Regions from separate parts of the Homo sapiens genome. Here region 2 is linked to region 1. Evidence: chromatin contacts called from ENCODE Hi-C data. All regions are on one chromosome and are shown on one strand. The core of a region is the stretch at or near the end of the contact, and the rest is flanking DNA. Distances in the headings are between cores, read along the strand shown.

Region 1 (4,738 bases), core at 857-3,356:
ATACAAAAAAAAAAAAAAATAGCTGGGTGTGGTGGTGCGCACCTGTAGTCTTAGCTACTCAGGAGGCTGAGGCAGGGGAATTGCTTAAACCTGGGAGGCAGAGATTGCAGTGAGCCGAGGACGCTCCACTGCATTCCAGCCTGGCGACAGAGCAAGACTCCGTCTAAAAAAAAAAACAAAACAAAAAACAAACATCAACTCTGCTCCCCGAATGCTTGGGGAGACTGATTTGAGTAATAAAACTCAGGTCTCCCACACAGCCAGCTCTGAGCGAATTACTCTTTCTCCATTGCAATTCCCCTGTCTTGATAAATCGGCTCTGTCTAGGCAGCGGGCAAGGTGAACCCCTTGGGTGGTTACAGAAGCAGAAGGGGAGAAACAATTTCCAAGCCCTGAACACACATGCAGAGTCGCACCCACAGTTGGCTTAATTTAACATGACACAAAAAACGTTCCTGGCTAAACCGCTGCATATTAATTTGGACAATTACTTTCAGCCAGTGGCGTGCTAGGGCCAGCTTATACTGGCTCCAGAGAGGCAATTGTTAAACACTCAGAATTTTAACAGCAGGTTGGTGTCTTGAAATCGGCCACTGTTGGAAGTATTTACACCAAGGAAATTGGCAAATGTTATGAACTAGGGCATTTGGGGTGGGAGAAAAGAGCCACTTTACCAGCATACTCCTGCCTTTAGCCCAACTCAGCATTTCCTCCACCCACAAACTCTCAGTTTTGTTTGGTCTATTTCCCTCACTTACGCTTTAGTAGAGGCCGTATAGTGCAGTTAAGAGGAGGGGCTATAGGGCCATACTATCCTTGTGCAAGTCTATACACTAGCAATGGGACCCTGAGCACACTGCTTAATATCTCTATGATTCCTTGTTCCCATCCCTATGACTAGAGCTGTTCATTGCACCTTCTCATAGGATTTTCATGGGGTTAAATGAGTTAATACATTCAAAGGACCTAGAGCAGTGCCTGGAGAAAAAGGAGCTCCACAAGTATTAGCTATCATCATTCTAAAACTGAAATTTCAGTTAGTTCTCTTATTTTACTTTTGTGGTTAGAAGATGCAAATATCTACTCACCAGTTTAAACCCTGCACTGCTTGCTGAATATAAATATCCCCAATGCCTCACTTTTGGGTGAGTAATACCAGGTCAACTCACGCCTTCTTCCTCTCAAAAAAAAAAAAAAAGGAATAGCAGTGATACATGGTAAAAAGCCTACTCATACTATGATTCCAAAATGTGGGTATTGGTTTTGCATCTCATTTCCAGAATTAGAAAAAGTCTCCTCTGTATTTAGTTTTTATAAGTTCTCCTTTTTTTTTTTCCCATTTCAGTTTTAAGATGCGCTGTATTTTTCTTATTTTCAGGGTCCCGAAATCAGGATGGGTGTTTCAGTTGATGCATGCGTTTGATGTGGTTGTGTTTCTTTTCCTCCGCCTAAAAGCAGTTATTAAAATGATGGCGTTTGCAGATCTAGATTTGAAAGAAAAGAATAATGGTGCATCTTGCAATCAATAGTGTTTTAGAATCCAGGAAACACAGTAATAATACTCAACGAAAAAGTCAGTTCTAGGATGCCAGCTTCCGCATCCAGTGTCTTGTCCCCAGGAGCACGATGTTCCAAGGGTGGGGCTGTGTCCTGTTGTGCCTGCTGCAGCCATGCTTTCTTTCCTTTAGGATCAGTGTTGGTGGGGGCTTGGCCCAGGATTGGATGGTATCTTGTTTTGTTTTTTTGAGATAGAGTTTCACTCTCTCGCCCGGGCTGGAGTGCAGTGATCGCAGCCCACTACAGCCTCGAATTCCTGGGCTCAAGTGCCCTCCTGCCATGGCCTCCCAGTTCTGGGACTACAGGCATTAGCCCCTGTACCCAGCCATGGATGTTTTTTAAGTGTGCAAAGATTCCTCCTCATTCTTCAATTAAAAGCATAGTGAACCATCTGCTGGGCTGGGATTGGACTATGAGAGAGAAAAGCACTAAGACAAGCTGAAAACACAGGTGAAAGTAGCAAGCAGGCTCCCAAATAAAGAGCAGGCCCAGCTCTGCCAGTCAGCACGCGCACACACACACACACACACACACACACACACACACACGTTATGTTTTTGAGTCACGCCCCTTCCTTGTTCCACATGATTGGTCTACACTTCACACTTCCCCTATAATCTCAGTTTCTTTCACCTGGTTTCTTGCCCAAACAGCTTGTTGGGTTTAAGAAGGAGAAATCTATAAAAGAATTGAAGTCTCTTCAGGGAAGGGCCTAGCAGAGCAATTCTGGCTGTGGCAACTCCCCTGGGGTGGCTCCTCCCTAGCCATCTCCTGAGCACACAAGCAAGGACCCTTTCCTCTCAGCTGTCACTCTGGACATGTGTAATGATCCCAATACAGGAGACTCTGAGCCGCAGCCCCTAGGCCCACCTTACGTGTGAGAACTCTCCTGTGTGAGGCCGAGGCAAAGCTGCACGGGATCCTGAGAGAGCAGCAGCCAGAGCAGAAGCTGCAGGAGAGACTGGCACATGGAAGCCAGCCTGTCTCCACAGCCCATGTTCTTGTTTTGTTCTAACTCTACGTGCTTTGGTCGGTTTCCCCTACAACACAGCAGCAGCAGGTGGGCGCACAATGCAGGGACCGGCCCACCCTGACATGGCTGTGTTTGGCAGCCCTGCACACCCCCTTTTCTTTTTTTGCAGGAGTCAGGAGACTGGGGTGGAAGAGGTGGAGACCCAGTCATATCAGGCAAGGGAGGTCTGCACTGCGCTGCAGCCAGAAGGCTAACAGATCACATCCCCACTGTCCCTTCCCAGCTCTGCTCTCCTGCTCTGTGGAGCAGGCCTGGCTGGATACCCCACATGCTACTGCTCTGCATCCACCCCACCCCCACATTCACACTGAAGCCACAGTCCCCAGGCTTACTCCCAGCCAGTGCTGAGCAGGGGTGCAGGGGGTGGGCACTAAGCAGGCCATTTCTGCAAGATCCAGGACTCCTCCAAAGGGCAGCTTTGGCCCAGAGACTCCTCCTCCACCCAGCTGAACCTTTCTCAGAGCCGGGCTGCAGCCTAAGTCTCCCTACCTGTGCAGTAAAGAATTGAACCTTGCCCCTCAAAGAGGTCTAGTCTTTACCCTTGGCCCCCGGGAGGTCATCTTTGTTTGCCTGGGGGTCTTAGGCTGGCCAGATAGTAACAGTGTGACTTAGGGTGGGGAGTAGCCACACCAGAAAAGCCAACATTATGATTTGCATGGGGCTTGGGGTCACCAAGGTACCAACCAGGGCTCGAGTAAGCTTCCCTGCAGGGCACCCTTCAGATCCCCATCTCCTCACAGATACCTTGTTTATAAACCTCCACTAGCAGGATTCTGGAATTAAACACAGTAGCAGTTGATTGGCCCTTTGCAAATGAATTGAAATGGACCAATAAAAATGGAGAAATACACATACTCAGCAAATTATAGTAACATAGGCTTCATCCATCTACAAGTAAGAGAAAATGGCTGGGCACAGTGGCTCACACCTGTAATCCCAGCACTTTGGGAGGTCGACGCAGGTGGATCACATGAGGTCAGGAGTTCGAGACCAGCCTGGCTAACATGGTGAAACCCTATCTCTTAAAAATACAAAAAATTGGCCAGGCGTGGTGGCGCATGCCTGTAGTCCCAGTTACTTGGGAGGCTGAGGCAGGAGAATCACCTGAACCGGGGAGACAGAGATTGCAGTTAGCCGAGGTCGTGTTACTGCACTCCAGCCTGGGCAACAGAACAAGACTCCGTCTTGAAAAAACAGAAAAGAAAAAGAAAATGCAGCACGGATAGGTTACACAAGAAACAGAAATGAGCCAGAAAAACACTCCCAGTCCTTGCCAAGTTGGCAGTAAGCAGGGTGGCCGGCTCCCTCTCCCAAATCCATGCTGGAGAGACCATAGAGGGAAACAGGGATTCCAGGAACCAACAACCACAGCAGTAGCAACAAAACGTGTGAACCCCCTGGGGAGATGTCTCAGACCAGGATCTGGCCTTGGACACTTTCATATATGCACATGATACCAGAGTGAGCAGCCAGTGGCTTAGGGATGAGATGCTCTAAGTGGGGCATTGTCACTCCCTCAGAAGACAAATAGCAAACCCCATGAGCCATAAGTGTATCCAAAGCAGGACTGAACAGACAGACCAAGAATGTAAGACAAGCCCCATACGTATAATTAAGGCGCTAAGACAAAACAGAGTAAGTAGAAATATTGTGTCCAGAATTTATTACTTCCGGTGGGTTCTTGGTCTCACTGACTTCAAGAATGAAGCCACAGACCCTCGCGGTGATTATTATAGTTCTTAAAGATGGTGTGTCCGGAGTTTTTTCCTTCAGATGTTCAGATGTGTCCAGAATTTCTTCCTTCCGGTGGGTTTATGGTCTCGCTGACTTCAGGAGTGAAGCTGCAGACCTTCGCAGTGAGTGTTACAGCTCTTAAAGGCAGCGTGTCAGGAGTTGTTTGTTCCTCCCTCCCAGTGGGTTCATGGTCTTGTTGACTTCAGGAGTGAAGCCGCAGACCTCCGCAGTGAGTGTTACAGCTCATAAAAGTAGTGCGGACCCAAAGAATGAGAAGCAAAAAGATTTATTGTGAAGAGCGAAAGAACAAAGCTTCTACAGCATGGAAGGACACCTGAGCTGGTTGCCGCTGCTGGCTGGGGTGGCCAGCTTTTATTCCCTTATTTGGCCCCGCCCACATCCTGCTGATTGTTT
Region 2 (4,738 bases), core at 1,323-3,822, 200 kb after region 1:
GTAACTGTATATTTGTGTTCATTTGTTTAATGTCCACCTCCCCCACTAGACCAAGAGCCCAGCAGGGGCAGGCCCAGGGCTAGCCTTGCTCACTCTGGCTTCCCTGAGCCCAGCAGAGTGTCCTGTCCTTTGGAGACTCTCTAGATACTGCTGCTGAAAGAGAGGATCACACAAAGGCAGCAGAATGGAATGAGAGCAAAGCCACTTCCTCCCCCCAAACCTGGGCCATCCTGGAAAACATGCATTTGATTGTGACAGATGAGAGGACAGGGGATTCAGTCCATTGCTGGTTCCTGGGGACTTTCTAAACTCACTAAAGCCAGGGGCCTCTCTAGTCAAAAAATAAGCACCTGGCATGTAAGCAATAAAGCAATCGAGGAAAGGTGAACTTATTTGTGAGACCTTGGAAAGAACAACAGTAAGAAGGGAATACATCCTCTACCTGCTCAGGATCTGGGAAATTCTAAAATTGTATCACATACAGGAATAGTAGAAAACACGGGAGCTAAGCTGGTGCCTGTGAGAGACCTGCTTTGAGGACTTTAACTCAGAGTATTCTGGCTTCAGAGCCATTGTCAGCACTTAACCTCCAGGGCTCTATTAGCACAGGGACATTATCAATATTTCTCACTTCTGAGGAGCACCCGTCTCCTTGCCCAGGAGAAAACAAATTTAAAAACTACATGTGAGCGAGGTATCTGTGTAGTTTATGCATTTCAGGTTTCTTATTAAAGCCAAGGTGATAAATGCAAAAGGGTACATTCAAAAGGGTGTGAAACCGTGACAATACCCACAGGGAAGAAAAAATGAATTTTCATGGGAAAGCAGACATGAATAAACAAAACCATGAAAAGCATGGTCAAAAAGCTCCTTGGGACTGACTACCTCACTCCAGGTAGACAGTCCCAACCTTAGAGAAGAAAATCATTTCTGGGAAGGGGATTAAGTATAGAATGTACTGACATTCAGCTCCAGGCTTGACTTTCAGCCCAGTCTGCTATTCAGCTTTGGCCCTGGAACACTGAATAGGCAAATGCCTACTTCAGCATCATCACAGGCATCCCTGGACCTGTGCGTGGTCTGTGGTCCTGGGCATGTGTGTGAGTCTGTCCCATTTGATCAGCATCATGACCTCAGACACACAAACAAGCCCTGCCATCTAGATTTACTGCTAACAGCTAACCATGCACTTCAGCTAACAGTGAAGGTTACTTCCTGTATTAAAGTGTCAGACTTTTAAATTTTGACTATTAATATGTTAAATATTGAGACTGTGATAATGATTTAAAATTCTGATAAATTTTCTAATTTATTCTTATATCCTCGCTTATTCTATGATGGTGATGTTTGCCTTCAGCCTTATATTGATATGTTGAATTATATACTCAGCCATTCAGCCAAAATGTATAGTATCTCCAATATTAATTAGCATCCTTTAAAACACTCAATTTCATAGGCAACAATGATAAAAACGGGTAATTGTGAAATTCCTGAAACTAACCCAGAGCCCTGATATATTCTATTTCCACAAGGATCCGAGCCCAGGAGGAACACTTTTTTTTTCCCACCCATACTTGACCTACCAGCTATGAATCAGGGGATTTCACTCCTTTAATATCATCTACCACCACTCTCAAAAAACAACTGCTTCCTCCCAGACTATAACCTCCCATTTTCCCTCATATCTCAGTGTGAATAAAAGTCTTTCTTCAGCTCATGAGCTAAGGAAAAACAAATTTTAAAAAAGGAATGAAAGAGACCAAGGGCTCTATCCTGATGGTAAGTGAAAAGGGAATGTCAAATAATCAAAGGTTCATGTGAGAAACAGAGGCTGTGTGTCCCCAGAGCCCAGGCAGTGGACAGTGACTCAGCCCGATCGGGTGAGTCATCGGGGGTACAACCACAACAACAAAGCCCCTCCAAAAGCAATCACCCACACCCTCACCATTATGAAGTCTTGTCCCCTCTGGGGAGGCTAAGCTTGAACCAGCTTGTGCCTAGGGGCAGCGAACTGCCAAGGATACCATTACATTTAAGAGAGCTCGTTCTCCCAAGCTATTTAAATAAATGGCGTCATTTGCTAATCTCTAGCTGTATCTCATGACAAGAGGAATAATTCATTTTATTGAGGTCAGAGCATTGGGTTAATGCAGAGATTTGGTTTAGCAGTTAAGGGAAAGACTATACTAGTAAGCTGATATTTTTCCTCCTTTCCTTCCCCAGGGAACAAAGATGAAGTTAACCCTCCCACCTGTCTTTCCTTATGAACACTTGCCTTTTCCAACTGTTTTCTGCCATGGCTAATCAGAAAAAGTTTCTTAAGGAAATGGTGGCAAAAAAAAAAAAAAAAAGACACAAAGGTAACAAACAAAGCTGGACCTATTTATAATGTTCCAGTAAGCAGAAGTACCTAGAGACTGACTTGCTAGGATTTAGTCTGTTAGAAGATCTCAAGAAGTCAAGAGACATGATGAAGGAGGAAAGGCTGAACTTCAGACCTGCAACTTCCCAGCCAGAGTGAATCAGCCAGTGACCTAACCACACTTTGTTCAGAGATGTCAAGGAAAAGTGTTCTCTCGGCCAGGTGCCATGGCTCACAGCTGTAATCTCAGCACTTTGGGAGGACTGCTTGAGGCCAGGAGCTCAAGACAAGCCTGAGCAACACAGTGAGACCCCCATCTCTACAAAAAATAAAAACAAAAATAAAATAAGCTAGGCATAGTGATGTGTTCCCATAGTCCCAGCTACTGCGGAGGCTGCACTGAAAGGATTCGCAGGAATTCAAGGCTGCTGTGGGCTATGATCAGGGCACTGCACTCCAGCCTGGGCAACAGAGCAAGACAGGGCAAGACAGGGCAGGGCAGGGCAGGACCGGACAGGACAGGACAAGACAAGACAGACAGAAAGGAAAGAAAGTGAGAAAGACAGAGACAGAAAGAGAGAGGGAGAGAGAAAGAGAGAGGAGAGAAAGAAAGAGAAAGAGAAAGAGAGAGAGAAAGAAAGAAAGAAAGAAAGAAAGAAAGAAAGAAAGAAAGAAAGAAAGAAAGAAAGAAAGAAAAGAAAGGAAGAGAAAGTGTTCCATCATTAAGATAAAATGGTGACCACACAGTTTTAGGCTACTGATCAATTCTGATGGCTGGAAATATAACAAATAATGGTTTCAAAAAAAGACTCTGACTGCATGAGAAGTACTAATACAAGAATGAAATAACCTTATGAAATTCTAGTGTGACATATTACAAAACACTGGAAGAGAAAATAAAGGTTCAAATTAAATAATAAATTTTTTCCTATAATTCCCTTTTCAAAATACCTGACCTCACAGGACTTAGAAGACTTCAACTTGCTAAGCTCCAAGGAAAACAAAAGGCATTCTATTTCTTGTTTGAAATTTCATCCTTGGGATATGGAACACAATTACCAACAGGGAGTAGGCATGGAGAAACTCAAACTTCCCATGTTTTTCCAGTCAAATAATAATCCATCCCTTGCCATCTCCCTGGACTCTAAATGTTTCAAAGTACAATATGAAAAAGAAAAATCTGGGCCGGGCACAGTGGCTCACGCCTGTAATCCCAGCACTTTGGGAGGCTGAGGCGGGTGGATCACCTGAAGTCAGGAGTTTAAGACAAGACTGGCCAACACGGTGAAACCCTGTCTCTACTAAAAATACAAAAATTAGCCGAGTGTGGTGGTGGGTGCCTGTAATCCCAGCTTCTTGAGAGGCTGAGGCAGGAGAATCACTTGAACCTATGAGGCGAAGGTTCCAGAGAGCCGAGATTGTGCCACTGCACCCCAGCCTGGGCAACAAGAGCGAAACGCTGTCTCAAAAAAAAAAAGAAAAAGAAAGAAAAAGAAAAACCTGAGAGTTCTCATCTGAAGACCAGAGCAGCAGGCCACCACTAAACAAAAACCTGGAATTCCTCTCTCCATCTTCAGACCTCAGAATTGAGGCATTGAGGGGAATCCCCATGTAACACCTGGCAGCTCAGCTCGAGTGGAGAATCGCTCTAAACAGTATTCTACCAGAGGGAGGAGTGGGGGTCTTAGCATATCCAGGTAACCACAAGGACAAGAAACACCATTCTTGCAGCAGATGCTCCCCGTGGTTAGATTCGCTCAAGGAGGAAAGAAGAAAGGCTGCTGCATGGTGGTGTTCTCCCAGATCCCCTCAAACTCCTAACCACAGCTTACCTTGGTACAAGGTGGTTGAACTTGTAAGAACTGAAGACCTCTTGGATCTTTTCTTCTACTTTTGCCTGGTAAGGATGCAGGAGATAGGAGAGAGAAAACAAATACAGATGAGACCTCCATCAGCTTTTTCTTCCTATTGCCACAAATGCCTATTGGCGAGGGTTGGTTGGTATGGTCTGGAACTTCACAGTACTGTAAGATGGGTTCTGCAGGATGACAGGCTTAGGACAAGGCGAGAGGGAATCCCCTGTACCATGCTGGCATCACAATGGACTTTTCCAGAAACCAAATCCATAATATCCAAACTAATGGCAGTTTTGGTGTTTGGTTCCCTGGCACCAGTTACTCTGGGAGCAGATGAAGACAGATGTCTCTTGCTTGTGTGGGAGAGCATATGCCACCCCAAAATATGCCTCAACAGCATAAGGATTATTTTGAGAAACTGCAGCTACAGGAGAAACTCTGAAAACAGAGTATACCAGTTTTTGAGGGAAATTGACATCTATAAAGGAAATCTCCACTTGTGAGAGTGTTTCCCTCTCCG

The links. Hi-C counts contacts between places; a loop is a spot of excess contacts on that map. Pooled maps may share reads with other maps.
Region 2: a loop to region 1 is called in a pooled map, with 4 times the contacts of the local background. The contact joins two enhancer-like sites. A Hi-C loop is called at or near these places in 2 of 37 single-sample maps with no recorded cell type and 6 of 50 pooled maps.

Annotation. Positions count from the first base shown.
Region 1 is chr14:65,202,964-65,207,701 of GRCh38, reverse strand. No RefSeq gene overlaps it. Among named protein-coding and RNA genes, the nearest start is that of LINC02324, 17 kb to the left of the region's middle. RefSeq lists an enhancer at 2,561-2,670. Within about 2 kb of position 2,106, at least 7 of the 41 ENCODE cell types and tissues checked have a DNase peak (open chromatin) inside an H3K27ac peak, as active enhancers do.
Region 2 is chr14:65,003,770-65,008,507 of GRCh38, reverse strand. It overlaps CHURC1-FNTB (CHURC1-FNTB readthrough), which reads right to left. Exons shown (of 14, transcript NM_001202559.1): 4 at 4,195-4,259. FNTB (farnesyltransferase, CAAX box, subunit beta) reads right to left here. Exons shown (of 12, transcript NM_002028.4): 2 at 4,195-4,259. It also overlaps a transcript of MAX not described here. Among named protein-coding and RNA genes, the nearest start is that of FNTB, 19 kb to the right of the region's middle. RefSeq lists an enhancer at 2,216-3,415. Within about 2 kb of position 2,572, at least 4 of the 41 ENCODE cell types and tissues checked have a DNase peak (open chromatin) inside an H3K27ac peak, as active enhancers do.